Linked DNA regions of Homo sapiens: region 1 is linked to region 2. A link is an interaction called in ENCODE POLR2A ChIA-PET data of the cell type or tissue named here. Cell type or tissue: endothelial cell of umbilical vein. All regions are shown on one strand. Each heading gives the region's core, and the rest is flanking DNA. Links, peaks and the distances in the headings are about the cores only. Region 1 overlaps SLC12A2 (solute carrier family 12 member 2). Region 2 overlaps CCDC192 (coiled-coil domain containing 192).

Evidence for each region. ChIA-PET counts read pairs that join two places held together with the same protein. Peaks named below come from ENCODE experiments on the same cell type or tissue, not always from the same donor. Only the 100,000 strongest peaks of a DNase experiment are listed, where the experiment ranks them.
Region 1: POLR2A ChIA-PET joins it to region 2 with 6 read pairs; 1 of 35 experiments calls an interaction of 5 or more read pairs at or near these places.

The regions. Positions count from the first base shown.
Region 1 is chr5:128,118,870-128,135,448 of GRCh38, reverse strand. SLC12A2 (solute carrier family 12 member 2) reads right to left here. Exons shown (of 27, transcript NM_001046.3): 5 at 4,243-4,382; 6 at 1,174-1,284. Among named protein-coding and RNA genes, the nearest start is that of SLC12A2, 43 kb to the right of the region's middle. In endothelial cell of umbilical vein, for the core only: no CTCF peak of the experiment used is centred there; no DNase peak of the experiment used is centred there; H3K27ac peaks cover 461 bases.
Region 2 is chr5:127,716,732-127,733,310 of GRCh38, reverse strand. All of the region lies in intron 2 of CCDC192 (coiled-coil domain containing 192), which reads right to left. Among named protein-coding and RNA genes, the nearest start is that of CCDC192, 22 kb to the right of the region's middle. In endothelial cell of umbilical vein, for the core only: no CTCF peak of the experiment used is centred there; a DNase peak (open chromatin) is centred at 9,540.

The DNA of each region.
Region 1 (16,579 bases), core at 4,340-12,339, 400 kb before region 2:
GAGTTAAAGATGTGCATGCCTTCCCACAAACCATAAAGCACTGTAAATTCCAAAACAATATAGGCTTTCATTCTAGATCATTCATTCCTGTCTCTTCCACCTTAACACTACCATCTTGACATGGAGAACATGCTGGACACAAACACAAGTTTTATACATGGTCCAAACATAATGTTGAGTGTGTGATTGCTACAGGAAAATAAGAAAAAGTACAGAAAGAAGATGACAATATACAGGAGGGAAATTCAAGTAGCAATGGGATTGGAAGGAAAGAACAATCTATGAAAACTACCATTTCCCCTTCTCCACTCTCAACCTCTCAATAAACCTGAACACTCATGAAAAACGGTGTCATCTGTGGGAAATGGAACTACATACATGCTAATCATGTCCCAGGTGGTATAAAATTCTGTTATTTTCATACAGTCAATTTGTAAAATGTGTAAATAAATGATTTAATTTTACACTAATATGACTTTACAATAAAGAACAAGATTGAAAAAATTATTCTTTCAGGCTTTCCTAATTTTTGGTTTGGTAAACATTATCATATCATATATAGCACAAATATGTGACTTTTATAAGGTCTTCAAAAGTAAACACCTTTGTGGATATCCATTACTTGGGAAACTACAGCTGTGCTATGATGCTCTAATTCTCAAAGAGACAAAAACACTTCTGGGTGCTCTGCTTATGGGTAACATGTGACTTTAGCAATTTTTTCCAGAAACAATGATACTGGCTTTGGTAGTCCTAACTTCTGAAATTTCAATAGCAAGAATAACTTCTCTAACCTCATGTGGGCAATAACTTTTATTTACTGCCCCATGTCTAAGTTGAACTTTTAAATAAATTACAAAGCCAAACGTTTAATTTGGACTAACACACTGACCTCAGCATTTTTACATACTGCAAAACTGGAGGATGGGCGAGAAGGCGGGAAATTCAAAATTTACAAAGTACTGTGTTTAACTAGATCCTAGGCTGAGTGTTATCTCCAAAGATTCTCTGCCTTGTCAAGTAGAAAATAACCTTATACATAAACATTTGTGAAAATGGCCACTTAGGTACCATTAGAATCTGGAAATATTACCATACTTCAGAGTGTTCCCAAAACATAAGCTCTAAAAGTTTACGTATTAAATATTTACAGGTGTTCCTATCATAACTTACTTTTGCTTCCCACTCCATTCCAGCTACTGAGATACCTAAAAGAATCACGACTGTAATGGCTCCAATAATTCGGATATCATTGATTTCATCTATCATAAGTATGGAATGTTCCTAGAAAAAGGAATCATAAATATAATAAGCAATACTAGTTATTTTTATACACATTCACACTCCTTTTGAAACATTTTAGAGATATTACGGTGCCTTACATGAAGAAGTTGAATAAATGGTTGCTTAAGGAATAAATGGAAGACCTAAAGGAACAAATTACTATTTACCACTGAGGTGTTAGTCATTCAAGCATCTGATGACATAAATGTATGATTATTAATGCTTCTATATTTAATATAGACTCAATAAATCAAAAAAGGAATTGCTAACAAAGAAGTAAAAAAGTTATAACTAATACTGCTAGTTAGAATTTTAAGTTATATAGCAGAAATATATTTTGTATTTATTGTGATTAGTGAACTCATGCTTTTAAAGGTCTTTTATACTGTGAGAGAGTAAGTGATAAGCACAACTTCCTGCTGCTGTCCAAAAACACACTGTTTCCACTCTGCAAACAAAATTATTTGTAGTTTAATATCAATGGCATTTTTAAAAGATTCCCATCTAGGATAAAATTAAAGATTATGATATCCCAGTTAACTAAGCAAAAGCTATTTATCAATTACTACCACTTCTCAAATAAGGTAATAAAAGGCACAAAAAAACTAAAACATAATTTAGTTGTTTTGATAACTCAGGACGACTATATTCTGTGCAATTGACTAAAGTACAGATTATAATAATCCTATCAATTTGCTTCTTTTAAGAAAAAGCAATCTTGTTAATGCTTTTCAAAAGAAATTATTTCATAAAAGTCAATTACAAGGGAGGAAAAAAATTACTTGAATTCCAGATAAATGACCTTAATACAAATATTAGGGTGGAAAAACCCCTAGATCCAAAGATCCAAAGATGCTTTTGTCAACTGAAGGCATAGAAAGTGTTAATATTTAATCAACACAGTAGGAAAAGTCATTTCCCAACCTTGTCCACCTTCAAGGGTCCCATTCAATTTCATAAAGCTACATACTTTTTACTTTGCAAAAAAATTTTTTAGTGTTTTTTTAAATTTGATTTCGACATCTCTTGAATTAATCTGATCGTTGAAATTCCCTATAGCATTTGGAAAATCATATCTGAGAATTACTTGAAAAAAAACGGTACTAGTGTAAATGTATCTATTGACTGGCTTTTAGATTCATGGACTATGATTGTAATAGAAGACTACTGCTATAGCTCAATATTTTATATAATAAATGTAGTTTAAAATGTTTGAAATTTCATATTTCTCTAAGTTAAATTTTCCATGAAACAAAAACATGTATAAACCCTAATTAAATACTTTGATAAGACTTCATAGAGTAAACCTTAAACTTTGACTATCAAATAAAAATATACACTAAATTAAACAATGAAAGAATATAAACTCTAATGAGTACATTGCTTACTCATGGTATTATAGCCCTTTTTCTTCATCCCTTTGGTGTAAACATGTAAAGGTCAATGTCAACGCAGGTGTCAATCCTTGTCAGATTTTATACTTCCTTATGTACCATTTACTACTGTAGAATAGTTACAACCTAACCTAACATGAGCAATTATAGGTGTCACTTGAGGTTCCTCTCATTTAATAATATTTGAGGAATCCTATTGCACTCTTCTTTAATTATACTCCAGAGCAATACAGCCAGCTCTATTTGGATATACTCATGGTTCTTCTAGTTAACACATTCAAACTAAACTGTCCTGTGTTATCCATCACACCGCAAATGGCATTATCTTCCATCTAAATCCAAAAGTCAGAAATTTGTGTATAAACTTGAAATCCTCCTATTTCTCTAATTTCTCACATCCCATTAATTATCAAATCCAATCCTTCAAATTCTTTAAAATCTCCCAAATTCGCCCACATCTTTCCCGCTCCACAAGTCACTGTTTTAATATAAGCCACCATCTCCTCTCCCAGGACACCTACAACCTTCTAAATGGTCTCTATTTCCATTTGTGATTCCTCAAGTCCATTCTCCGTACCATGGTCAGATACTTCCCTACATCCCAAATCTGAGCATGTCACGCCCCCCAATCCCAAACAAGACCCTAACTTCAATGGAAATAAGACCCTTCTCCTGATTATTTTTTCTCTCTCTAGTATTAAATGTCTTGCTGCTTTTGTGCTTGAACCATACAAAAATGTTTGTATTTTTCTTTTTTTCTTTTTTGAGACAGAGTTTCACTCTTGCTGCCCAGGTTGGAGAGCAAAGGCGCGATCTCGGCTCACCGCAACCTTTGCCTCCCCAGTTCTAGCAATTCCCCTGCCTCAGCCTCCAGAGTAACTGGGATTACAGGCATGCGCCACCACACCAGGCTAATTTTTTATTTTTAGTAGAGACCGGGTTTCTCCACGTTGGTCAGGGTGGTCTCAAACTCCCGAACTCAGGTGATCCGCCCAACTCTGCCTCCCATAGTACTGAGATTACAGGCATGAGCCACCACGCCCGGCTGTACTTTTCTTTATTTTTCCGAGACGGAGTCTTGCTCTGTCGCCCAGGCTGGAGTGCAGTGGTGCCGTCTCAGTTCACTGCAAGCTCCACCTCCTGGGTTCACACCATTCTCCTGCCTCAGCCTCCCCAGTAGCTGGGACTACAGGTGCCTGCCACCACGCCCAGCTGATTTTTTTTTTTTTTTTTGTATTTGTAGTAGAGATGGGGTTTCACCATGTTGGCCAGGATGGTCTCGATCTCCTGACCTCGTGATCCGCTCGCCTCGATCTCCTGACCTCGTGATCCGCTCGCCTCGGCCTCCCATAGTGCTGGGATTACATGCGCGAGCCACCGCGCCCGGCCCACTGCTGACATTCTAATAGTATTTTGTTCTTTGCCTATCTCCTGTAGTAAACTTTATGAAGGACGAATCTCTTGGTCATCATATCACTGCTTTCCCAACCTCTAACATGGTGATCGGCATATAATCCCTCAATAAAGATTTGGTAAACGAATGACTAGAAGGAAGGTGAATTACCTTAAGCAACTCCACCACGGTTTCTGCAAATCCAACCACATACATAGCAACTGCAACAGCGTTGGCAAAGGCGAAGATTAGACCAATTGCACCACCAAATTCTGGCCCTAGACTTCTAGATATTAAATAATATGCTCCTCCTAAAAACAAACAAACAAACAAAAAAAACAGGTACTAAAGTTAGGATTTAAAATGCCAAATTATCCTTTAATTATACATGAATTCACAAAGCAGATGCCCCCAATAAGCAGAGCAGTTAAAGAGGCAAGTGAGTGACTGTATTTTCAGAAATACCTAAAAAGAATATTTCACAAAACACGTATTAACAATTCACAACATCCAGATAATGCTCCCAATATCAAATATAAAATCATCCTATTTGAATTCCCATTTTATCTTTTAAAGTTTAGATTAAAATGGGCCACAGCCTCCTCCCCTTCACAGATCCCAAGAGATCATTTCCCAATGAATTTCTAATATATTTAATCTTAATGTAACTTTTATTTTTATGCTTTTTTTTTTGTTTTCAGAAACAGTTTCACTGTCGCCCACGCTGAAGTGCAGTGGTGCAATCTTGGTTCACTGCAACCTCTGCCTCCTGGGTTCAAGCAATTCTCGTGCCTCAGCCTCCTGAGCAGCTGAGACTACAGGTGCGTGCCACCACACCGGACTTTTTTTTTTTTTTTTTTTTTGAGACAGAGTCTTGCTCTGTCACCCAGGCTGGAGTGCAGTGGTGTGATCTCGGCCCACTGCAGCCTCCACCTGCTGGGTTCATGTGATTCTCCTGCCTCAGCCTCCTGAGTAGCTGGAACTATAGGCGTGCGCCACCTGGCTCAGCTAATTTTTGCATTTTTAGTAGAGACGGGGTTTCACCATGTTGGCCAGGATGGTCTCAATCTCCTGACCTCAGCTTCCCAAAGCGCTAGGATTACACACATGACTGATTTTTGTATTATTAGTAGAGACAGAGTTTCACCATGTTGGCCAGGCTGGTCTCAAACCCCTGACCTCAAGTGATCTGCCCACTTCAGCCTCCCAAAAGTGCTGGAATCACAGGTGTGAGCCACCACGCCCAGCCTTAATGTAACTTCTAAATCACAGTTGGTATGATTTTAATTACTTAATTAAGACAATTTGTGGTAATGTGAATACCAAGACCAAAAAAAAAAAACAAAGTCTCACAAGAGCATATAATGGTATTCCAAAGAGATGTAGTTTGTATCCCAGTAAATCCTGTCTAAATGGCAGAATAAACAAAGATATTAAATGAGCTATCAAGAAGCAAGTTATTTTTTCTAACTTAAAAAAGAAATCAGTATTATGATTCAGAGACAATCTAATGCTTACCTGAAGTCTCTAAGAGCTCTTTTAAAATTCTAATTTAAATTTGGCCATTAGGTCACAATCAAAACTTGGTTTTAATACTACTGAAGTTACATAAAGCTATATACATATTTCTATTAACTGATTAAATACTTGAGACCATATAGTGAAATGTCATTAAACAGCTGAATATTTGTTTCTATTGTTCACCCAGTATAAAGAAGGTAAATGCACCAACAAAAAAATTCTACAGTTAAAGTACTAATGATGCAAACTTCATTTTGGAAAACACCTGTAACAGGTTTTCTAGTTGATTCCTATCAATTTGCTCAAAATATTCTACACTTTAAACCCATCCACTATAAAACTTTCTTAGTTTTCATGATCCTGAAAATGAAAAAAAAAAAAGCAACCTAACCATTTAACATTAGCCTCATGATTTTGAGATAAAAATGACTTAAAATTTTCCACGAAATATTCTTGAACACTAAAAACTCCAATTAATTTATATAATGACAATTTTGTCAAAGATCTTTGACTATATTACATCACATTATAATTAATCACAAGTAAAATCCCTACAATAGTATAATTATCAGCCTTTATCTAACGTATGTTTTAAAAATTAATGAATTATTTCATCTACTCCCAATAGCAAAAATGAATTAAAACAAAGTATATCCTGATTTTATAGATGAGAAAATGAAGTCACAAAGAAAAGTTATTGAAATTAGTCAACACTCTTGTCTTTAGTAGTTGACAATACAAACTTTAGAATCAGAAATATCACCAATAGGACCTATTAAAGCAAGAAATTCATGTTATGTGCCTTAAAGTTTTGATTTTATAAAATGTGAGATTTCAAAAGATTTAAAAGTCTTTCACAAATACAGAAACTTAAAATGTAAAACTCACATTTTAAAAGATTTGTATTGTTTTCAAGAAAAAGGAAGTGACACATGGATAAGAATGTAAAAACAACTGCACATCATCTATTACTTCTTATGAAAATCAACAGTTATTTGCCCTATTCCTTCCCACTTCCATTCCTATTTCCTAGAGGTTTTTTTTTTTTTTTAAAGATCTACCACTCTGAAAGGCTGTGTTATTTTTTTACTAATCAGCACAGACTAGGTATACACCTTATTTTGTTAAATACTACACATTTAACTTAATTCTACTAAAGTACTGTTGTCATCCTCATTTTACAAATGAGAAAATTACAGCTCAGGGAGGTTAAGTAATTTGGCTAAGGTCATGTAAGCAGCTAAGTAAAGAACTGTATTTAAACTCAGGTCTCCTTGACTTAATTGCTTACCAATACAGTATGTATGATAAACTCTTGTAAATCAGCCTTTCTGTTATCGCTAAAAATGCTGAAGACATAGAAAATAATTTTATTAAAAAAATCTGTTGATCAAGCAAACACAGACATCAATATGGAAAAAAAGTCCTGATGGGGTCTCATAATTGGTCATAAACTACCCTAAACTCTGACTGTAAAGAACATAATTAGTCAGATGCCAGAGATACTAAGTAGTGACAATACTGAGTTCCATCTTTATTACATCTTGATTTGGGGATATATGCCCTGGTAATTCTTATTAAATGTCCAATCAGTAATCAAAACCCTAACTAGGCTAATCAAAAGCCTAACATTAAAAACTGGTTTCAGTCATAAAGTGTGTCTCAATTTCAAAAACCTGAAATAACACACTGTATATTACTGACCACAACAGAACTATATTAGATGCATGAAAGATCCCTAAATATTTAAATTACATAACACACTTTTAAATAAATCACAAGCGAAATTAGAAAGTATTTTGAACTGATTTGATAACGAAAAGTGAAGCATAAAATTAGTGAGATATACCTAACAGAAATTACAGTAAAATTTGTTTTAAATGATTATACTAAAAAATGAGGATATATCAATAATCTAAGCTTCTAACTTCAGAAACTGGAAAAAGAGTAAATAAAATCTAAAATGGAAAAAACAGTAAGAAGAAAGCCAAAAGTTATTCTTAAATATTAAAAAAAACTGATAAACAATAGCTAATCAAGAACAAAGAAGAAAAAAGTAAATTAGGAATGAAAGCAGGGACATGTCATTACAAATCCTATTGCATCAAAAAGTTAAGAAGGTAATATATTAAATGACTTGATTACAATGATTTTGCAACTAGATGAAATACACAAATTCCTTGAAAAACAAAATGTGGCAGAAGTGTGACTGCAACAGGAAACTGAAGTAACCCTATAGTATGACAGAAATTAAATTTGTGATAAGCACTCCTGCCAAAAAAAAAACTATAGGCAGAGATGGCTTCACTGGTGAGGAAGAAATAAGATCAATTTTACACAAACTCTTTCAGAAAATAGAGGAAAAGGAAACACATAAGATGAGCATAATACTGACATAAAAACCTAGTAAGGTTATTATAAAAAAAGAAAATTCCAGGCTAGGCACGGTGGCTCACGCCTGTAATCCCAGCACTTTGGCAGGCCGAGGCAGGTGGATCACAAGGTCAGGAGATGGAGACCATCCTGGCTAATACGGTGAAACCCCGTCTCTACTAAAAATACAAAAAATTAGCTGGGCGTGGTGGCGGGTGCCTGTAGTCCCGGCTACTCGGGAGGCTGAGGCAGGAGAATGGCACGAACCCGGGAGGCAGAGCTTGCAGTGAGCCGAGATCGTGCCACTGCACTCCAGCCTGGGTGACAGAGCAAGACCCCATCTCAAAAAAAAAAAAAAAAAAAAAAATTCCAGACCAATATTCCTTATGATCATACTCAAAAATTGTTAAACTATTAGCAAGTAAAATTCGACAGAAACGATAATATCTCTGACCCGGTGAAGTTTATCCTACAAATGCTAGGTTGTTTTAGATGCAAAAAAAAAAAAAAAAAAAAATATATATATATATATATATATATATGTAGGTTGTGATAATAGAATAAGGGAAGAAAAAAAACATACAGTTCAACAGATGCAGGAGAATCATGACAAAATTCACCATCCATTTAGGATAAATATGCTCAGCAACTCAGAAATAGAACTAAATCTGACAAATGACATTTTAAAACCTTATAGTTAACAGTGATATTGAACTCATTCCCTCTAAGACTAGGAACAAGGAAAGGATGTTTATTCTCAACACTTCTAGTCACCATTGTTCCATAGGTCTTAGGTAGTTCAAAAGGCAAGAAAAAGAGGAAAAGTCCTAGAGATTTGAAAGAAAAAGTAAAAACCATCTCTATTCAGATGACAAATCTTGGCTATTGTGAACAGTGCTGCAACAAACATGGGAGTGCAGCTATCTCTCCAATATACTGATTTCCTTTCTTTTGGGTATATACACAGCATTGGATCATATGGTAGCTCTATTTTTAGTTTTCTGAGGAACTTCCAAACTGTCCTCCATAGCGGTTATACTAATTTACATTCCCACCAACAGTGTACAAGAGTTCTATTTTCTCCACATCCTCTCCAGCATCTGTTACTGCCTGATTTCTTTATATGATTTGCATTTCTCTGATGACCAGTGATGTTGAGTGCCTTTTCATATGCCTGCTTGCCATTTGTATATCTTCTTTTGAGAAACGTCTATTCAAATCTTTTACCCATTTTTAAACTGGATTATTAGATTTTGTTCCGAGAGTTGTTTGAGCTCCTTATATATTTAGGTTGTTAATCCAATTTTTTGGGCAGAAATTGGCATATCTAAGTCAAAAATTTATATGAAAATGCTAAAGATCTAGAAAAGCCAAAACAATTATGAAAAAGAAGAACAAAGTTAGAAGACTTAGGACTTACTGTGAAGCTAAGCAATCAATACAAGATAGTACCAGCATAGGATACACAAACAAATCAATGCAACAGAATTCAGTCCAGATGATAGACAACTGATTTTTCAACAATGGTATCAAAAACAACTCAATAAGAAACAGATAGCTGTTTCAAAAAATGGTGCCAAAACAAGTGGATATGTGTACAAGGATGGGGGCAAGAAGGGTAGGGAGAAAAACAACTACACTCTCCATCTCACATTATACTCCAAAATTAATTTGAGATTGTCCACAGATAAAAATCTAAAAACTGAAACTATAAAGCTTCTAGAAGAAAATATAGGAGAATATCTTCATGGCCTTGGGATAGGCAAATATTTCTACCATGAACAAAGCACTAGCATAAAAAAAAAGAGAAACCGGACTTCATCAAAATGGTAAACGTCTCTTCACTGAAAGACATGATTAAGAAAATGATAAAAATGGTAAGACAAGCCACAGACTGAGAACAAATACACACAATATATATGTCAAACCGAATAACATAACTAGATATATAGAAAAATCTACAAATCAGTAACAAAAAGACAATCCAATTTTTAAATTGGCTAAAGATGTGACTACATCCCAAAAGAAGATTGTACAAGTGGCCAGTAAACACATAAAAAGATGCTCCTCATCATTGAACATCAAGCAAATAGCCCAAACTCCTCCTTGCCACCTACCACTCTCTCCATACACTTCCACTGTGGTCTGTAGGTGTGGCCTCATAGAATCCTGGTACTAAACTTCTCATTTCACACGCAGTAAGGCTGAGATTCAGAATCTGTGACTTTAAGCCATAGGTGAACAGTAAAGCTGTGAGAAGACTCGAGCAATCTGTTATTTAGTCCCATAACTAAAATCAAAACTAAAATGACTGCCTGACCTATCTCTTATTATTGTTTTAAGAGTTAAAATCCTTTGGAAAAAATAAAGCCCGATCACAATTCCATCTTAAACTCAGGCAAAATACTGAAATTATTTTCCTTGCTGTGATGTTGTGATGTAAGAAGAAATATATATTTGGTCTTCATCCAAGGTTACTGCAACAGAGCTTATAAAACCCTTGGAATTTACTGATCAGGTGAGAAAAGCATCTTTTGTTATTTAAAATAAGCCCCTTCAAATCTACCTCAGTTTACGGTAATAAGGTGACTTGGTGGGCCCTTACATAGCTTCCGGATTGGACAGTGCTAGTTGCTAGAGGAACAACTATGTGATTAGAGGGTTAGCACTTTCAATACCCCCATTACCCACCCCAGCTCCCACCCCTCACACCTTAGGGGAGAAGAGAAGGGAGAGGCACTAGAAATTGAGCTAATCATTAATGGCCAATGATTTAATCAATCGTGGCTATATAATGGAAAACTATAAACAAAGGGGTTTAGAGAACTCAGGCTGGTGAACACAGAGGTGCCAGGAGGATGGCACTTGGAGAGGTCATGGAAGCTCTGCATCCCTTCTCCCATACCATCCTTTACTCAACTCTTTTATTTGGCTCTTTCTGTGTTGTAGCCTTTATTATAAACTGATGATAGTAAGCTGTTTTCTTAAGTTCTAGGAGCCATTTTAGCAAATTATCAAACCTGAGGAAGGGGCTGTGGAAACCCCCAATATATAGCCAGTTGGTCAGAGGTACAGGAGGCCTGGAATTGCAACTGGCATTTGAAGTGGGAGTAGTCTTGTGAGATGCAGCTCTTAACCTATAGGGTCTGCAACAACTCTGGGAAATTAGTGTCAAATTTTAATCAAATTGTTGGATACCCAATTAGTGTCCAGAAAGTTGGGGAATTGGTTTGTGTGGGGAAAACCCACACATTTGGAGTCAGAAGTGTGTAAAACAAGAAACAGATCCTAGTAGTATTGCTATTACCTAATGTGCAGAACTTCATGAATGGTGTTAAGAGTCACAAGGGCTTTTGCCAAGATGAATGGAATGGCACAGAGTCTAGAAATAGACTCACACTGTAGGGTCAATTAATTTCTGAGAAAAGCACAAAGGTAAGTAAACAGAAAAGAGATCACCTTAACAGACGGTGCTGGAATAACTGGATATCCATATGAATACTGATTCACATTTCACAATATATACAAAAGCTAGCTACAAATGGTAATATATCTAGCTGAAAACCTAAAGCTGTAAAACCTCTAGAAGAAAACACAGAAGAAAATCTTTGAGACCCCAGGCTAGGGAAAGGTTTCTTAGATACCATTCCAAAAGCACAATCCAAAAAGGAAAAAGTGATGAACTGGACATAGCTAAAACTATAAGCTACTTTTCTAATGATGCCATTGAAGGAATGAAATGACAAGCCATATACTCAAGACAAAAAAACTATAAATCATTTATTTGATAAAGTAGTTGTATCTAGAACCTCTCAAAACTCAATAGTAAGAACTCTCAATACAATAAATAACCCTTCAAAATATGAGTAGACACTTATAGTACATGAGAAGATACCCAACATCTTTAGCCATTATGGAAGCACAAATGAAAACTATCCTAAGATACCACTACGCACATACTAGAATGAAAAATAAAAAGGACCATACCAACTGTTGGTGAGGATACAGATACGGAACAAGTGAAACTCACTGTTGGTTGGAATAGAAAGTGAAAATTTTGTAAAAATAAAGTTTTCTTGGTGTATTGAGGAAAGAATCAAAGGGTGACAATAATGAAATACATTCCAGTATCCTGGTTTACAAATAAAAATAAGGAGTTTGCCTCTTAATGTTTGGCAAATTTTCTCTATTTTATTGCCATTATTTTATCAAATAGGGAAAGGTGAGGTGACAAACATGGAATCTTCCAACCAGGATTAGGTGTTATCTTATTGTGAATGATCACCAGAATAATTCAATTAAATTTTAAGATACAAGAGGCAAAGACATATAACCCTAATTCTGCAGCAAACAATTTTGGAACCAAGCTGAAGTATTAATAATAAACTGCATAAACTGGCAAAACTGAAAGGTCACCAATGAGTAAAGAAAAAACCCATGCTGAAAATTCTATTACTTGCCAGATTCGTATCTGAGCTATTTGTAGAATACAAATAGTGTTTTACTGAACTGAAAACATAAAGTTATGTTAAATTTAATAAACCTCATAATACAACTGTGTTTTACAGCTGCTTCAAACATTTCATTGATCTGAAAAGTTATAATTTCAAAGAAACTAGCTATTAAAAAAAGGAACTATGGAGCTGAATTCTAACTTAGAACTCCTTGCTTGATAATGGTAGGAACTAATAGTTACACAATGGATAAAACAAAAAAATTTGACAATCAATGATAATCTGATTTTTCAAATGCAGAAAGCACTTTTCTGTCACAGTACGTGGAAAAAGTTTTTCCTTATTTCCAATGTTTTTGGCTTTATCTATTTACAAAAATGAGGAGGTACTCAATTATTTCAGAGAAAAGTAAAAGATATGAGTACATAAAATTGTGACTTATGTAGACATTCTAAAAATTCACAAGCAGAATCTGCATAAAAATTAATTTTGTTAAAAAATGGGTATAATTGATTTTTTGTTCTCACTATCCATGTAAATGTTAAATGTGACTAACCACAATGTTGCATTACATAAGATAATGTATGTCAACACCATGGCATCATGCCTAGCAGTTAGTTCTCAAAAAATAATAGCTACTATTATTACCTCAATGTAAACTCCAATAACATAGCATTTTGTCTTTCACTGTTAAAAACCCAGTGTCTGTCACAAAATGCTCAACAATTGTCAGCTGATTGACTAAAGTACAAGTAACATAAAACTTCATCATGGAATAGGCAAGTTTATGTTGATTTTAGATTTTGGAAACTTCAGAACTACCTATCTGAAGTTTTATGTAACCAAGGCTTTTATCTGAAAAGATACTGACCTCTGCTTTTAACTTAGTCAACTAAATGCCCCCAAGCAAAAAGTGGTTGAGGAAACTTTCCTTTGTATTGCTCAGTTCATATAATACAGTATTAATTAAAACCAAGAATTTACAGTCTTCATCTTATGAACGGCTGCCTGCAGTTGTCCTCTATTCTATGAATGAGTCTAAATTCATGGATTAATTAAAGATGGGACAACTCTGGTCTGTGTAATCTAGGAAATGCAGATCTGAGTGAAGGTGGCTGCTGGCCAGCACCATCCAAGTTGCAAAACCTGTTGTACAGATCCGTGGAAACTCTATAAAATCCAAGCTCTCAAGAACACTGCTATGATTCGTAGAACAGGAAAGGGCTCTAAAATCCCTGTAGCCTGCAATAATCTGAAAAGCATTAATGTGTCTTGCAGGCAGGGATTATGACAGAAATAAAGTAAACGTTATCAGTTCCTTGGCACTGCTATTCTTATGTGGAAGGCAGAGAACTTAAGTGATGATTCTCTAATCTGCTTCCAGTAACTTTAAATAGTACCCCAAATCAGCCGGGCGCAGTGTCTCAAGCCTGTAATCCCAGCACTTTGGGAGGCTGAGGCGGGCAGATCACGAGATCAGGAGATCGAGACCATCCTGGCTCACACAATGAAACCCCATCTCTACTAAAAATACAAAAAATTAGCCGGGCGTGGTGGCAGGTACCTGTAGTCCCAGCTACTCGGGAGGCTGAGGCAGGAGAATGGCGTGAACCCAGGAGGCAGAGCTTGCAGTGAGCCGAGATCGTGCCACTTTACTCCAGCCTGGGCAACAGAGCAAGACTCTGTCTCAAAAAAAAACGGTAATAAAAATAAAAAAATAGTACCCCACATCAGTACTAAAATTGAATCAAGCCTGAAACTAAGCATGTTTTATTTTCTACATTTTGACTTTTTCAGAAACCTTGCATGTTTCCATTACATGAGACTTTAAAGTTGGACATTATTACATTTGTTTACAAGTTAATAACAAAGTACAACTTTTCTAGATTGATATCTGTTTAATCTCTAAAATGTACTGTTAAAGCCAAAGTTAAAATTAATTAGTAATATTAAATCTCTCCTATGGCAAAATGTACATAACACTAGGGAAAATTCACTGAATTCACACTTCCGCAAAGCTGCAAACACATAATTTTCAAGATAAGAATAAAACATTATTCAATTAATAAAATATAAACACGTTATAATTCAGTTAAGAATCAAGATAAATAAACAGGCATTATCTCAAATTAGTTAACATTAATTTTTATTTATTTTATTTATTATTATTATTATACTTTAAGTTTTAGGGTACATGTGCACAATGTGCAGGTATGTTACATATGTACACATGTGCCATGCTGGTGTGCTGCACCCATTAACTCGTCATTTAGCATTAGGTGTATCTCCTAATGCTATCCCTCCCACCTCCCCTCACCCCACAACAGTCCCCAGAGTGTGATGTTCCCCTTCCTGTGTCCATGTGTTCTCATTGTTCAATTCCCATCTATGAGTGAGAACATGCAGTGTTTGGTTTTTTGTCCTTGCGATAGTTTACTGAGAATGATGATTTCCAATTTCATCCATGTCTCTACAAAGGACATGAACTCATCATTTTTTATGGCTGCATAGTATTCCATGGTGTATATGTGCCACATTTTCTTAATCCAGTCTATCATTGTTGGACATTTGGGTTGGTTCCAAGTCTTTGTTATTGTGAATAGTGCCACAATAAACATACGTGTGCATGTGTCTTTATAGCAGCATGATTTATAGTCCTTTGGGTATATACCCAGTAATGGGATGGCTGGGTCAAATGGTATTTCTAGTTCTAGATCCCTGAGGAATCGCCACACTGACTTCCACAATGGTTGAACTAGTTTACAGTCCCACCAACGGTGTAAAAGTGTTCCTATTTCTCCACATCCTCTCCAGCACCTGTTGTTTCCTGACTTTTTAATGATTGCCATTCTAACTGGTGTGAGATGGTATCTCATTGTGGTTTTGGTTTGCGTTTCTCTGATGGCCAGTGATGATGAGCATTTTTTCATGTGTCTTTTGGCTGCATAAATGTCTTCTTTTGAGAAGTGTCTGTTCATATCCTTTGCCCACTTTTTGATGGGGTTGTTTGTTTTTTTCTTGTAAATTTGTTTGAGTTCATTGTAGATTCTGGATATTAGCCCTTTGTCAGATGAGTAGGTTGGGAAAATTTTCTCCCATTCTGTAGGTTGCCTGTTCACTCTGATGGTAGTTTCTTTTGTTGTGCAGAAGCTCTTTAGTTTAATTAGATCCCATTTGTCAATTTTGGCTTTTGTTGTCATTGCTTTTGGTGTTTTAGACATGCAGTCCTTGCCCGTGCCTATGTCCTGAATGGTAATGCCTAGGTTTTCTTCTAGGGTTTTTATGGTTTTAGGTCTAACGTTTAAGTCTTTAATCATCTTGAATTAATTTTTTATAAGGTGTAAGGAAGCCAAAAGAACAAAGCTGGAGGCATCACACTACCTGACTTCAAACTATACTACAAAGCTACAGTAACCAAAACAGCATGGTACTGGTACCAAAACAGAGATATAGATCAATGGAACAGAACAGAGCCCTCAGAAATAATGCTGCATATCTACAAGTATCTGATCTTTGAGAAACCTGAGAAAAACAAGCAATGGGGAAAGGATTCCCTATTTAATAAATGGTGCTGGGAAAACTGGATAGCCACATGTAGAAAGCTGAAACTAGTTAACATTAATTTTTAAAAACTATGCATCAAGTTTAAAATGGGGCTCTTTGAATTAAAATTACTAAACAATAAACATAATGTTCCCCAACCTTTGAATAGTGTTTTAAGAAAATTTATTTCCTCATTAATTCCCTTAATAGTCAACTTTCAGTCTACAAAAAGTTCAGATGGGTTCACCAGACATCACTCTTCCCACAGCATTTTTCCATTTCCTTTTAAGACACCAGTCCTCTGGATAATTCTAGCTCTATTACCGTCCTCTCTAAGTAGCCCTTACAAGGTAGGCAGTCAAAATCAAATCTTAGCAGTTGAGCTGTAGGAAATCCAACTCAGGGATTCTTGGTACCACCAAGAAGTATAGTTTATAGTTTATAGCTAAAATGGCAAACAAAACTCATACCTACACATTGAATCCCAAGTTTGTTTTAAACCATTAACTCTCCTCTCCATCTTTTTTCGAGCCTTGAATAAGAAGGGTTCCTTGCTCCATAGAGATTCCCAGTCTGGAATTTTCTGTCATCACCCTATGCTGTCATTTAAAAAGTTC
Region 2 (16,579 bases), core at 5,471-13,470:
TCTCTCATCAAGCTGTAGGTTTTATGTTCCTATGGTCCAGCTTCTGGGAGTTCTCAGCCTAGGAGAGAGTCTGGGAGTTGATTGTAAGGACCAGAAACTCTTGGCTTTATGTGAATATACCTCCTAGCCTGGTTACTCCTTGTTAGAAAATGCACATAGTTATGCATAAACTAAGAGCAAAAATTCAAAAATGCAAGTGGGGAGGGCACAGCCTTGCATCCTCCCCTGCCAGCTAAAGAGAATTTTTAATTGATCTGTTCCATCTCTTCTCTTCCTTGACCTTCTTTTTTAAAAATTGTATTATTTTATTTTAAGTTCCAGGGTACATGTGTAGGATGTGCAGGTTTGTTGCACAGGTAAACGTGTGCCATGGTGATTTGCTGCATCTATCAACCCATCACCTCGGTATTAAGCCCCACATGCATTAGCTATTTACCCTGATGCTCTCCTTCCTCCTGCCACCCTCACCCTTGCAGGCCCCAGTGTGTGTTATTCCCCTCCCTGTGTTCATGTGTTCTCATCATTCAGCTCCCACTTATAAGTGAGAACATGTGGTGTTTGGTTTTCTGTTCCTACATTAGTTTGCTGAGGATAATGGCTTCCAGCTCCATCCATGTTCCTGAAGGACAAGATCTCATTCCTTTTTATGACTGCATAGTACTCCATGGTGTATATGTACCACATTTTCTTTATCCAGTCTATCATTGATGGACATTTGGGTTAATTCCATGTCTTTGCTATTGTGAATAGTGCTGCAATGAACATATGCGTGCATATATCTTTATAATAGAATGATTTATATTCCTCTGGGTATATACCTAGTAATGGGATTGCTGGGTCAAATGGTATTTCTTGTTACATGTCTTTGAGGAGTTGCCACACTGTCTTCCACAATGGTTGAACTAATTTACATTCCCACGAACAGTGTAAAAGTGTTTCTTTTTCTCCATAGCATTGCCAGCATCTGTTGTTTCTTGACTTTTTAATAATTGCCATTCTGACTGGTGTGAGATGGTATTTCATTGTGGTTTTGATTTGCATTTCTCTAATGATCAGTGATGCTGAGCTTTTTTCCATATGTTTGTTGGCCACATAAATGTCTTCTTTTGAGAAGTGTCTGTTCATGTCTTTTGCCCACTTTTTAATGGTTTTTTTTTCTTGTACATTTCTTTAAGTTCCTTGTAGATCCTGGATATTAGACCTTTGTCAGATGAATAGATTGCAAAAAATTTCTCCCATTCTGTAGGTTGTCTGTTCACTCTAATGACAGTTTCTTTTGGTATGCAGAAGCTCTTTAGTTTAATTAGATCCCATTTGTCAATTTTTTATTTTTGTTGTTGATGTTTTAGTCATTAAATCTTTGCTACAGCCTGTGTCCTGAATGGTATTGCCTAGATTTTCTGTTTGGGATGTTATAGTTTTGGGTTTTACATTTAAGTCTTTAATCCATCTTGAGCTAATTTTTGTATATGGTATAAGGAAGGCAACCAGTTTCAATTTTCTGCATATGGCTAGCCAGTTCTCCAGCACCATTTATTAAACAGGGAATCCTTTCCTCATTGCTTATTTTTGTCAGGTTTGTCAAAGATCAGATGGTCATAGTCTTATTTCTGGGTTCTCTATTCTGTTCCGTTGGTCTATGTATCTGTTTTTGTACGAGTACAATGCTGTTTTGGTTACTGTAGCCTTGTAGTATAGTTTAAAATCAGGTAGCATAATGCCTCCAGCTTTGCTCTGTTTGCTTAGAATTGTCTTGGCTATACAGGCTCTTTTTTGGTTCTGTATGAATTCTAAAGTAGTTTTTTCTAGTTCTGTGAAGAATGTCAATGGTATTTTAATAGGAATAGCATTGAATCTATAAATTACTTTGGACAGTATGGCCATTTTTACGATATTTATTCTTCCTATCTGTGAGCATGGAATGTTTTTCCATTTGTTTGTGTCCTCTCTGATTTCCTCAAGCAGTAGTTTGTAGTTCTTCTTGAAGAGATCCTTCACTCCCCTTGTTAGCTGTATTCCCAGGTGTTTTATTCTCTTTCTAGCAATTGTGAACAGGAGTTCATTCATGATTTGGCTCTCTGCTTGTCTATCATTTGTGTATAGGAATGCTCGTGATTTTTGCATATTGATTTTGTATCCTGAGATTTTGCTGAAGTTGCTTATCAGCTTAAGAAGCTTTGAGGCTGAGATGGTGGAATTTTCTAGATATAGGATCATGTCATCTTCAAATAGAGACAGTTTGGCTTCCTCCCTTCCTATTTGAATATGCTCTATTCCTTTTCTTGCCTGATTGCCCTGGCCAAAACTTCCAATACTATGTTGAATAGGAGTGGTGAGAGAGGGCATCCTCGTCTTGGCCTGTTTTCAAGGGAATGCTTCTAGCTTTTGCCCATTCAGTATGATATTGGCTGTGGATTTGTCATAAATGGCTCTTATTATTTTGAGGTATGTTCCATCAATACCTAGTTTATTGAGAGTTTTTAACATAAAGTGATGTTGAAATTTATTGAAGGCCTTTTCTGCTTCTATTGAGGTAATCATGTAGTTTTTGTCTTTAGTTCTGTTTATGTAATGAATTACATTTATTGATTTGCATATGTTGAACCAGGCTTCATCCTGGGGATGAAGCTGACTTGATCATAGTGGATAAGCTTTTTGATGTGCTGCTGGATTTGGTTTGCCAGTATTTTATTGAGGATTTTTGCATCAATGTTCATTAGGGATATTGGCCTAAAGTTTTTTTTGTTGTATCTCTGCCAGGTTTTGGTATCAGGATAATGTTGGCCTCATAAAATGAGATAGGGAGGAGTCTCTCCTTTTCAATTGCTTGGAATAGTTTCAGAATAAATGGTACCAGCTCCTTTTTGTACCTCTGGTAGAATTTAGCTATAAAACTGTCTGGTCCTAGGCTTCTTTTGGTTGGTAGGCCATTTATTACTGCCTCAATTTCAGAACTTGTAATTGGTCTATTCAGATATCAACTTCATATTGGTTCAGTCTTGGGAGGATATATATGTCCAGGAACTTACCCAGTTCTTCTAGATTTTCTAGTTTATTTGCATAGAGGTGTTTATAGTATTCTCTGATGGTTGTTTGTATATTCTGTGGGGTCAGTGGTAATATCTCCTTTATCATTTTATATTGTGTCTATTTGATTCCTCTCTCTTTTCTTCTTTATTAGTCTAGCTTTTGGTCTATTGATTTTATTCATTTTTTCATAAAAGCAGGTCCTGGATTAATTGATTTTTGGAAGGGTTTTTTGTGTCTCTATCTTCTTCAGTTCCACTTTGATTTTGGTTATTTCTTGTCTTTTGCTAGCTTTGGGGTTTATTTGCTCTTGGTTCTCTAGTTCTTTTATTTGTGTATTACGATGTCGATTTGAGATCTTTCTAATCTTTTTTGATGTGGGCATTTAGTGCTGGAAATTTCCCTCTTAACACTACTGTAGCTGCATCCCAGAGATTCTGGTACACTGTTTCTTTGTTATCATTGGTTTCAAAGAACTTCTTGTTTTCTGCCTTAATTTTATTATTTACCCAGGAGTCATTCAGGAGCAGGTAGTTCAATTTTCATGTAGTTGTGTGGTTCTCAGTGAGTTTCCTAATCTTGAGTTCTAATTTGATTGTGCTGTGGTCTGGGAGACTGTTTGTTATGATTTCAGTTCGTTTTCATTTGCTGAGGAGTGTTTTACTTCCAATTATGTGACTGATTTTAGAGTAAGTGCCATGTGACCCGAAGAAGAATGTATATTCTGTAGTTTTGACATGGAGAGTTCTGCAGATACATATCAGATCCATTGGATTCAGAGCTGAGTTCAAGTCCTGAATATCTTTGTCAGTGTTCTGTCACTATGATCTGTGATCTGTCTAATATTGACAGTGTGGTCTCAAAGTCTCCCACTATTATTGTGTAGGAGTCTAAGTCTCTTTGAAGGTATCTATGAACTTGCTTTATGAATCTAGGTGCTCCTGCATTGGGTGCATATATATTTAGGATAGTTAGCTCTTGTTGTTGAATTAAACCCTTTACCATTATGTAATGCCCTTCTTTGTCTTTTTTGATCTTTGTTGGCTTAAGGTCTGTTTTGTCAGAAACTAGGATTGCAGCCAGTTTCAGTGGCTCATGCCTGTATTCCCAGCACTTTGGGAGGCTGAGGTGGGCTGATCATCTGAGGTCAGGAGTTTGAGACCAGCCTAGCCAACATGGTGAAACCCTGTCTCTACTAAAACTACAAAAATTAGCCAGGCGTGGTGGCATGCACCTGTAGTCCCAGCTACTCGGGAGGCTAAGTCAGGAGAATTGCTTGAACTCAGAAGGCAGAGACTGCAGTGAGCCGAGATCATGCCACTGCACTCCAGCCTGGGTGACAGAGCCAGACTCTGTCTCCAGAAAAAAAAAGAAAAAAAGAAACTAGGATTGCAATTTGTGTTTTTTTCTACTTTGCATTTGCTTGGTAAGTTTTTCTCCATCCTTTTATTTTGAGCCTATGTGTGTCTTTGCACATGAGATGGTTCTCTTGAATACAACACACTGATGGGTCTTGACTCTTTATTCAGCCTGCCATTCTGTGTCTTTTAATTGGGGCACTTAGCCTATTTACATTTAAGGTTAATATTGTTATGTGTGAATTTGATCCTGTCACCATTATGCTAGCTGGTTATTTTGCAGACTTGTTAATGTAGTTGCTTCATAGTGTCATTGGTCTTTGTACTTCAGTGTGTTTTTGTAGTGGCTGGTAATGGATTTTCCTTTCCATATTTAGTGCTTCCTTCAGGAGCTCCTGCAAAGCAGGATTTGTGGTGACAAATTCCCTCAGCATTTGCTTGTCTGAAAAGGATTTTATTTCCTCTTTGCTTATGAAGCTTAGTTTGGCTGGATATGAAATTCTAGTTTGGAAATTCTTTTCTTTTAGAATGTTGAATATTGTCCCCCCAATCTTTTCTGGCTTGTAAGGTTTTCACTGAGAGGTCCTCTGTTAGTCTGATGGGCTTCCCTTTGTAGGTGACATGGCCTTTCTCTCTGGCTGCCCTTAACAATTTTTTCCTTCATTTTGACCTTGGAGAATCTGATGATTATGTGTCTTGGGGTTGACCTTTTCATGGAGTATCTTATTGGGGTTCTCTGGATTTCCTAACTTTGAATGTTGGTGTGTCATGCTAGGTTGGGGAAGTTCTCCTGGATGATATCTTGAAGAATGTTTTCCAACTTGGTTTTGTTCTCCCCGTCTCTTTCAGGTACCCCAATCAGTTGTAGGTTTGGTCCTTTTACATAATCCCATAGTCCTCAGAGGTTTTGTTTATTCCTTTTCATTCATTTTTCTCTAATCTTGTTTGCCTGTCTTATTTCAGCAAGATAGTCTTCCAGCTCTGAAATTATTTTCTCTACCTGGTCTATTTGGCTGTAGATACTTGTGGTTGCACTGTGAAGTTCTCATGTTGTGTTTTTCAGCTCCATCAGGTCATTTATTTTCTTCTCTAAACTGGTTATTCTGGTTAACAGCCCCTATAGTGTTTTATTGTGGTTCTTAGCTTCTTTGCATTGGGTTAGAACATGCTCCTTTAGTTCAGCAAAGTTCATTATTACGCACCTTCTGAAGCCTACTTCTGTCAGTTTATCCATCTCAGCCTCAGCCCAGTTCTGTTCCCTTGCTGGAGAGGTGTTGTGATCATTTGGAGCAGAAGAGGCACTCTGGCTTTTTGAGTTTTCAGCATGAGTTTATGTAGTTTTGATCTTTGAGGCTGCTGACTTTTGGATGGGGTTTTTGTGGGGACTTTTTGTTGACGCTGTTGTTTTCTGTTTGTTTGTTTTTCTTTTCTTTTGATTTTTTTTTTCTTTTTTTAGATGGAGTTTCTCTCTTGTTGCCCAGGCTGAAGTGCAATGGCATGATCTCAGCTCTCCGCAACCTCTGCCTCCTGGGTTCAAGTGATTCTCCTGCTTCAGCCTCCTGAGTAGCTGGGATTGCAGGCATGCGCCACCATGCCCGGCTAATCTTGTATTTTTAGTAGAGATGGGGTTTCTCCATGCTGGTCAGGCTGGTCTCGACCTCCCGACCTCAGAAGATCGTCTGCCTCGTGGCCTCCCAAAGTGTTGGGATTACAGGCATGAGCCACCACTCCCAGCCTGTTTTTCTTTTAACAGTCAGGCCCCTCTTCCGTAGGGTTGCTATGGTTTGCTGAGGGTCCCTTCCAGACCCTATTTGTCAGGGTCCCTCCCACACTTGGAGGTGTCACCAGAGGAGGCTGCAGAACAGCAAAGATGGCTGTCCACTTCTTCCTCTGGGAGCTCTGTCCCAGAGGGGCACCAACCTGATGCCAGCAGGAATGCTCCTGTATAATGTGTCTGGCAACCACTGTTGTAGGGTCTCACCCAGTCAGGAGGCATGGGATCAAAGACTTGCTTACTGAAGCACTCTGGTGGCCCCTTGGTGGAGCGGGTGCACTGTGTGGGAGGAATCCCACTCCTCCAGACTGCCTGGATTCCTCAGAGCCAGCAAGGGGAAAGACTAAGTCTGCAGATCCCCTTACCCCAGGGTTTCATCCCAGGGAGATCAAAGCTCTGTCCGTAAACCCCTGGCCAGAATGGCTGAAATTCCCACAAGGAGGCCCTGACCAGTGAGAAAGGATGGGTCGAGGTCCAGCCTCAAGAGGCAATCTGGTCATGATCTGCCACAGCCACTGTGCTGTGCTGTGGGGAATTCCTCCTGGGCCCAAACCACCCAGCCTCCCCAGCACCCACAGGAGAAAATGGCAGACTGGAGCTGCAGTGATGGCTGCTGCCCCTTCTCTGGGCGACCTTCTTGTTAGACAGGTTCTTTGGGGCTTTTGAGATGAAGAGATTGTGTACTGGGGCTACCAGAGAAAGTTTTTCAAAGAATTTTTGAGGAGAAAACTTGGGAAAAGTCCTATGAGATGAAAGCTTATGGAGAAGAAAAGGGGGACTAAAAAATAAATGTGTCGCTGAAATTTTCCCCGACATGTTGTTTAATTAATGCAATTTAACCCCCCATATACCATAGGAGTTCACTGGACTCAATTATAGTTTTGTTTCTTTTTTTGAGCAGTTCTATCTGTAAAAATTGATATTTTGTGAATTTTATTATTTCTTAATAGTCTTACAAAGAACAAAGATAACATATATTTATTTTAAAATAAAATTTATTCTATCTTGCAATTATCACACAAGTCCATTGAGCCTTTTATAAAGCTAAGACATATTGTGAGATCTTGGTGATCTTCTTTTTCTAACATTTTAAACATTTTGCTATTTTGTTATACTAGGAATTATTTTTTTCTTATTCATCAATTATTTTCAACTATGACTTAAAAAAAGACTAAAGAAAAAAACAAAAAATAATGGAACCTACTAGAAAGACAAATACAATAGTGAAATTAATAATAATCTTTCAATTTTATACTGTGTTGCCAAAAGTATTGCATCATCTTTCAAGATAGTATAGAAGAGGAGACGCCATGTGTATGTTGTTTTTAGCTTCATTGAACACAGTTTAGAATACTTATTTTTTCTTTTTCCATCTATAATGACCAAACAGAAGAAAACTGACAGAGGGAGACATTTCACAATTCTTAGACAAATCAGAAAACAAATATAAAGAGCTACAGCAAGCTCTCCAGACCAGCACTGTCCCATAGGGTAGCCACTAATTACATGTGACATTCAGGTACTTAAAATATGGTTAGTTTGACTTGAGATGTGTTTTAAGTATAAAATACACACTGATTTTGAAGCTTTAGTACAATAAATGGGAATATCAGATATCTTATTAATATTTTATATCAATTATATGTTGAAATAATACTTTGAATATGCAAAATTAAATAAAATGTATTATTCAAATTTAATTTCACCTGTTTAAAATTTTCAATTTGGCTACTAGAAACTTCTTAATTACATGTATAACATGAAATATATTTCTGTTGGACAGTGCTACTTTACACACTAATGCTGATGATGGAATCAATCATGTAAGTGAAATAGACTATGAATCTTTAGATCATGATTTCCTACAAACTTTAACAAATTTCCTCAAATTCATGAATCAATGAGTAAACAACCTGTCTCTATGGAAAATAAAGAAAATAGAGTACTTCATACAGGACAGACTGTATCACACCATATTTTGCAACAAGAATTTGGGCTTTCCTCTTTTGCTAATTGCATATATGACAATATTCTTTTATCTTTTATAATGTTTGTGTGCCAAATTTTTTATTTGATATAAAGAGTTTTGCTATGTTTAACTTTTATTAAAATTTCTAATCAGTTTTTCTATTATGCCTTTATCCTTCTGTAAATTATTTGAAAAATGACTTAAAAATGAAAAAATTTAGATGGATTTCTTTAGTTGAGATGGTGAATGATGATACTATTTTCCTAGTATATATAGGGGTAAGTACTTGAATATTTGAAACTAGACGTTTCTTTTCTTCTTTTTTTTTTTTTTTTGAGACGGAGTCTCACTCTGTCACCAGGCTGGAGTGCAGCAGCACTATCTCGGCTCACTGCAACCTCCGCCTCCCAGGTTCAAGCGATTCTGCTGTCTCAGCCTCCCAGGTAGCTGGGACTACAGGCGCGTGCCACCACACCCTGATAATTTTTGTATTTTCAGCAGAGACGGGGTTTCCCCATGTTGGCCAGGATGATCTTGATCTGTTGACCTCATGATCCACCCGCCTCAGCCTCCGAAAGTGCTGGGATTACAGGCATGAGCCACTGTGCCCGGCCTAGACTTTTTTTTTAAACCACAAACCAATTCCAACCATTTAGTACATTTGGATTTGAGCATTACATGATGAGTGATCACAAAGCAAGTACTATGGAAGACTTCTTTCTAGATTTTCAATAACATAATTATCAGAAAAGAATGTAAAAACACATTAGGAGGCAAAAACTCAATGCTGCTATAATTTGGAAGAAAAACATTAATAGGATTCAGAATGTAGTCACCACAGACATAGATGTTTCTATTGTAAGGAAGATCGCAGGTAGAAATAGGCCCTAGAGAAAGCAGGTTGTTCTAGAATTTATAGCATTCTCCTTAGGTATTTAAGGCAAGACCTTAATATATGAAGGATATTATATTGTAATAAACATTATAAATATTTTTCAATCACTTACTTTGAGTATTTGGAAATACTTCTTAAATGAGTTGAAAAAATGGTAAGTGATAAATTTTCTTATGAGATACAGAATTTTCAGAATCCAAATTATCTTGTCATCTTTCTGTGTTAATGCATAACCTCATTCAATCAACTTCTTGAAGAAGCAAGCTCTAATCAAACTTAGAAAAACCCTCCATTTCTCTGAACCTAAGTACAGATAGTACACCACATTGATTGAAATATTTTAACTTATTTCAAAATAACCAATGGACTCTGATATCTGATCTAACATAAACAGTTTAGCTATTGACATGAAGACCTGGGGCTATTATTTCCAGCAGCAAATTTCAGTTTAACAAAACTATCAAAATAAGTTAAGCTGATGTTACGCAATCTGCCTGGTGAGACTGAGGGCAGCCAGAGGTCAGACTTCCTTCCTGAGAGGCTGCATCCTTGTGCTATTTACCCTGTTGCCACCTGCATTCTCTGCCAACTTCCCCAAGTATCCAGAGAAAGCCTCTCAAAGAGAAAGGCTAGATTAAGTAACTGTCCTAACCCCTTCGAATGATATCTTCTCTTAAGGAAATTTTAAACAGTTTTGAAAAGTAATTTTCTTCAGATCATAGCAATTGAACTGTGCTTTCAAAGTCAGACTGATTAATTTTGATGGTCTCTCCATTTTCACCACTGTTATTCAACATAGTACTAGAACTCCTACCTAGAGCAATGAGATGAGAATAAAATAGAGAGCATCCAGATTGGAAAGGAAGAAGTCAAATTATCCTTGTTTGCAGATAATATGATCTTATGTTTGGAAAAACCTAAAGACTTCATAAAAAATAGCTATTAGAACTGACAAACAAATTTAGTAAAGTTGTAGAATACAAAATCAACATACAAAAATCAGTAACATTTCTGTATGCCAACAGCAAACAACCTGAAAAAGAAATCAAGAAAGTAATTCCATTTACAAGAGATAAAAATAAAATAAAATACCCAGGAATAAACTTAGCCAAATAAATGAAAGATTTGTACAATGAAAACTATAAAACATTAGTGCAAGAAATTGAAGAGGATACCAAAAAAAGGAAACAACATTCCATGTTCATGGTCTGGAAGAATAAATATTTTTAAAATGTCCATACTGCCCAAAGCAATGTACGGATTCAATGCAATCTCTAACAAAATGACAACGAAATTCTTCTCAGAATTTAAAAAAAAATCCAAGATTTGTGCGGAACCATAAAAGACCTAGAATAGCCAAAGATACCCTGAGCAAAAAGAGCAAAACTGGAGGAATCACATTACCTGACTTCAAATTATACCACAGAGCTATAGTAACCAAAACAGCATGATACTGGCACAAAAATGAAAACAGACAAATGGAGCAAAATAGAGAATGCAGAAATAAATTCATACATCTACAGTAAACTCATTTCTGACAAAGTTACCAAGAACATACATTGGAGAAGGGACAGTCTCTTCAATAAATGGTGCTGGGAAAACTGGATATCCATATGGAGAAGAATGAAACTAGACCCCTATGTTTCGCCATACACAAAAATCAAATCAAAATGGATGAAAGACTTAAATCTAAGACCTCAACTATGAAACTACTAAAAGAAAACATTGAGGAAATGCTCCAGGACATTGTTCTGGGCAAATATTTCTTGAGTAATACTCCATAAGCACAGGGAACTAAAGCAAAAATTGACAAATGGGATCACATGACATTAAAAAGCTTCTGTATAGCAAAGGAAATAATCAACAAAGTGAAGAAACAACCCACAAATGGGAGAAAATATTTGCAAACTACCCATCTGACAAGGGATTCATAGCCAGGATATATAAGGAGCTCAAACAATAGTAAAAAAAAAAAAGTACTCTAATTAAAAATGAGCAAAAGATCCTAAAAGACATTCCTCAAAAGAAGACATACAAATGGCAAACAGCCATACGAAGAAGTGCTTGACATCACTGATCATCAGAGAAACGCAAATCAAAACTACATGAGATATCATCTCACCCCAGTTAAAATGGCCTTTATCCAAAAGACAGGCAATGACAAATGCTGGCAGGGATGTGGAGAAAAGGGAACCCTCATACACTGTTGGTGGAAATGTAAATTAGTACAGTTACTATAAAGAACAGTATGGAGGTGATATGGTTTGAATTTGTATCCCCACCCAAATCTCATGTTGAATTGTAACCCCCAGTGTTGGAGGAGGAGCCTAGTGGGGGGTGATTGGATCATTGGGGCTTACTCCCCCTTGTAGTTCGCATGATAATGAGTGAGCTCTCATGAGATCTGGTTGTTTAAAAGTGTGTGGCACCTCCCCGCTTTCTCTCTTCCTCCTGCCCCAGCCATGCAAGACATGCCTCCTTCTCCTTTGCCTTGTACCATGACTGCAAGTTTCCTGAGGCCTCCACAGCCATGCTTCCTGTACAGCTTGAGGAACCATGAGCCAATCAAACCTCTTTTATCTATAAATTACTCAGTCTCAGGTAGTTCTTTATAGCAATTTGAGAATGGACTAATGCAGAAAATTGATACTGGGAGTGGGGCATTGCTATAAAGATACCTGAAAATGTGGAAGCAGCTTTGGGACTCAGTAATGGGCATAGGTTAGAAGAGTTTGGAGGGCTCAGAAGAAGACAGAAAGATGAGGGAAAGTTTGGAACTCCTAGAGACTTCTTGAATGGTTGTGACCAAAATCCTGATAGTGATATAGACAATGAAGTCAGGCTGAGGTGGTCTCAGATGGAGATAAGGAACTTATTGAGAACTGGAGTAAGGTCAGTTTTGTTATATGTTAGCAAAGAAGCTGGAGGCATTTTGCCTCTGCTCTGGGAATATGTAGAATGTTGAACATGAGAGAGATGATTTAGGGTATCTGGTGGAAGAAATTTCTAAGCAGCAAAGCATTCAAGATATGCGCTGGCTGGTTCTAACAGCATATGGTCATATGCATGAGCAAAGAAATGGTCTGAAACTGAAACTAATATCTAAAAGGGAAGCAGAGTGTAAAAGTTTGGAAAATTTGCAGCCCAGCCACGTAGTAGAAAAGAAAAACCCGTTTTCCGGGGAGAAATTCAAGCCAGCTACAGAAATTTGCATATGTAAAGAGGAGCCAAATGTTGATAGTCAAGATAATGGGGAAAGACCTCGAAGACATTTCAGAGAACTTCATGTCAGTCCCTCCCATCATAGGCCTGGAGGCCAAGGAAGAAAGAATGGTTTTGTGGCCAGGCCCAAGGTCCTGCTGCTCTGTACAGCCTCAGGACATGGTGCCATGCACTATAGCCACTCCAGGCCCAGCCATCTTAAGGTCTGTATCTTAAAGTTCCCAAGATACAGCTCAGCCTGTTGTTTCAGAGGGTACAAGTTGTAAGCCTTGGAGGCTTCCATGTGGTGTTAAGCCTGTGGGTGCAGAATATGAGAGTTGAGGCTTAGGAGCCTCTGCCTAGATTTCAAGGAATGTATGGAAAGGCCTGGATGTCCAGGCAGAAGTCTGCTGCAGGGCCAAAGCCCTCATGGAGAACCTCTACTAGGGCAGTGTGGAGGAGAAATATAGGGTTGGAGCCTACATACAGAGTCCCCACTGGGGCACTGCCTAGTGGAGCTGTTTGAAGACAGCCACCATCCTCCAGACCCCAGCATGGTAGATCCACCAACAGCTTGCACCGTGCCCCTGGAAAAGCTGCAGGCACACTCAATGCCAGCCCATGAAAGCAGCCATGGTGGCTGTCCCCTGCAGAACCACAGGGGCAGAGCTACCCAAGGCCTTGGGATTCTGCCCATTTCATCAGTGTTGCCAGGATGTGAAACATGGAGGCAAAGGAAATCATTTTGGAGCTTTAAGATTTAATGACTTCCCTGCTGAGTTTTGGACTTGCATGGGGCCTTTAGCCCCTTTGTTTGGGCTGATTTTTTCCCTTTTAGAATAGGAGTATTTACCCAATGCCAGTACCCCCATTGTATCTTGGAAGTAACTAACTGGTTTTGATTTTACATACTCATAGGCAGAAGGGACTTATCTTGTCTCAGAAGATACTTTGGACTGTAGACTTTTGAGTTAATGCTGAAATGATTTAAGACTTGGGAGATTGTTGAGAAAGGTTGATTGTATTTTGCAATGTGAGAAGGACGTGCGATTTGGGAGGGTGAGGGTGAAATGATATGGTCTGAGTTGTGTCCCAGCACAAATCTCATGTTGAATTGTGATCCCCAATGTTGGAGGAAGAGTCTGGTGGGAGATGATTGGATCGGGGGGTGGACATCCCCCTTGCTGTTCTCATGATAGTAAGTGAGTTCTCATGAGATCTGGTGGTTTAAAAAGCATGTGTCACCTCCCCCGCCCCTTCCTCTGATCTGGCCATGCGAGACGTGCCTCCTTCTTCTTCAACTTCCACCATGATTATAAGTTTTCTGAAGCCTCCCAGCCATGCTTTCTGTAGAACCATGAGCAGAACCCTGAGCCAGTTCATCCTCTTTTCTTTATAAATTACCCAGTCTCAGGTAGTTCTTTAGAGCAATGTGAGAATGGACTAATACAGGAGTTTTCTCAAAAAATAGAGCTATCACATGATTCAGCAATCCCACTGCTTGGTATATATATATATGTATGTGTGTATATATATATATATATATATATATGTATGTGTGTATATATATATATATATATGTATGTGTGTGTATATATATATATATATATGTATGTGTCTGTATATATATGTATGTATATATATGTATGTGTGTGTATATATATATATATGTATGTATATATAAAATATAAAGGAAACAAGCATATTGAAGAGATACATGCACTCCCACATTTATTGCAGCACTAGTCACAATAGCCAGGATTTGGAAGCAGTCTAAGTGTCCATCAACGGATGAATAGAAAAAGAAAATGTGGTAGATGTACACAATGGTGTACTAGTCAGCCATATAAAAGAACGATATCCTGTCCTTTTCAACAATATGGATGAAATTGGAGGACATTATGTTAAGTGAAATAAACCTGTCAAGAAGGACAAACTTTGCATGCTGTCACTTATTTTTGGGAGCTAAAAATTAAAACAATTGAATCCATGGAGATAAAAAGTGGAAGGATGGCTAACAGAAGCTGGAAGGGGTCTGTGTGGGGAAGTGAGGATGGTCAATGGGTACAAAAATGTAGTTAGAGAAAATGAATAAGATCTAGTATTTGATAGCACAACAGGGTGAGTACAGTCAATAATAGCTTATTGTACATTTAAAAATAACTAAAAGAGTATAATTGGATTGTTTGTAACACAAATAAAATATAAAAGCTTGAGGTGATGGGTACCCATTTATCCTGTTGTGATTATTATATATTTATGCCTGTATCAAAATATTTCATCTTATGTACCCCATAGATATACACACCACTGTGTACCCATAACAATTAAAAATTTTTAAATATTTTTAACAAGATGATCCTCAAAACTGGCTTCCCCTTGCCCAGTCTTCCCTGATCTAAACATTCAGTTTCCAGAGGATGAGCAAGTTGCACATAAAATCTGATTTTATTCAAAGTGTTAGTACAGAGTAACCCTTAAACTCTAAGGATGTATATTTATCTCCCTTTTTCACATTACCAAATTCCCTTCCTTCTATACATACAAACTCCTCAACACCCTCATAGAGAATAAAATGTGCCAGCACTACACAGCACAAATTAGTATGCTTTCCTCAAATTATGCCAGTTGTTAGGAACTTTTTGCCATTTGAAGGAGCCAAATGGAGAAAAAAATGTCATGGGTATCTGATGAAACAAATCTGGAGACACTCAGATGCTTCCATTTATAGAGGTTCTTTGCACCACTGGTGCCTCTTGGGGAAATTCTGAAAAACATTCTGTCTGTAAACAATCTGTTTCAGTGCCACGTGTTTTCTAAATTTCTTTGTCTGTTGACATTTAAAAAAATTAAAAGAACACATTTGCATGAAGACAGGACCTTTTTTTTCTTATACATTTGCACTATCATGTAAATTAAAAATGAAATAGGTCGTCTTGCCCAGTTGTTTGTGAAGGATCATTTTCTAAAGGACACTTCCCAGATATTTGGCCAACCTCATTTTAAATCACTAAGATCTTTTTTATGGCCTCTGCTCTCAAGTTAAATAGCACTTATTATTAAAGTGAGAACTTCTGGAGATAATGCTTCCTTCTTAGATTTAATTCTGTGTTTTTTTTGTTTTGTTTTGTTCTTGTTTTCTTTTTTTTTTTTTTTTTGTCTAGCTTTATATTGCTATAATTTTCTGGTCACAAGATAGTTCTAAAACTTTTCCCAGGCACATAATATGATTTTACTTCCACAAGCCTGAAGTTTTTGGGACTATGTGACTTCTTTGGCTGATGAAGGAGTGCAGAAGTTATATGTGTAACTTCTGGATAGAGCCCTCACAATGACAATTTTCCCCCTCCTACCCATTGCTGCCCAGATTGCAGAAAGGCATTCCCAGGTTAAGTGTCCATCCAGAGAGTTCCCTGGAGACCTTCTGCTTCCCAACTTTAATGGGTTTTATGAAGGAGAAATAAATTATTAAGGTAAATAAAATATTAAGAATTTAGTCAATTGCAGCAGGTAAAGTTCAAAAAATTAATGATAATCAAATTAAATTAATTGAAATTTTGATCTTTCTTGATATCAGGCAAAAAAAAAATCCCAATTACAAGGATACTATTACTACTACCTTTCTATGCACTGCTTGAGCCAAAATCTTCAGAAGCTTTTTTCTGCAGAGAATTTAGGCTACACTATTTAAATTGGGTGAATATAGTTCATAGGAGCAGGGAACAGAATGGGAACAGGAGAGTATAATGTGGGTAAATAAGATCTGGGAAAATAACATTACTTACCTTTAGCAGAAGAATCTAGAAATAAAGATTCAATTTACATACTATTTGTGTCCTTTTGTGGCAAAAAGTAAATTCTTAAAATTGAATATATGAACATTGCAATGATTTGTTAAATAAAATATTTTACTTCCCTGAAGTTTGCAAGCAGATATTCATTTAATTTCTTATATATATTAAGAAAGATTTCTCTAAAGGGCTGTCAGTTACAATGACAGTTTCTATTCATATTTTTTGTCTTGCTTTCAGTGATAACACTATGGCTGTTTAATATTTCTTATTAATTTCTATTCACACAACCTCATTCATTAGGTTATGATTTATTCTGATATTTGTGATTGTATGAGGTTAGGGTTCCAGGAAACAGAGTCTGAAAGATTTTGCTGCAGAAGGCTTATTGGAGATGGCCCCTATAAAGTAAGGAGAGAAGGAAAAATACAACAGAGGCTTCAGCCAATTCCAAGGGGAGATATGGAGCTGGGATAGCCCTTCAAAACTGTTTCCAATCAAAGCAAGGAGGTCACATCTTATGGCCCTGCATCAGAAGTCATTGAATGAAGGTTAATCCTATGA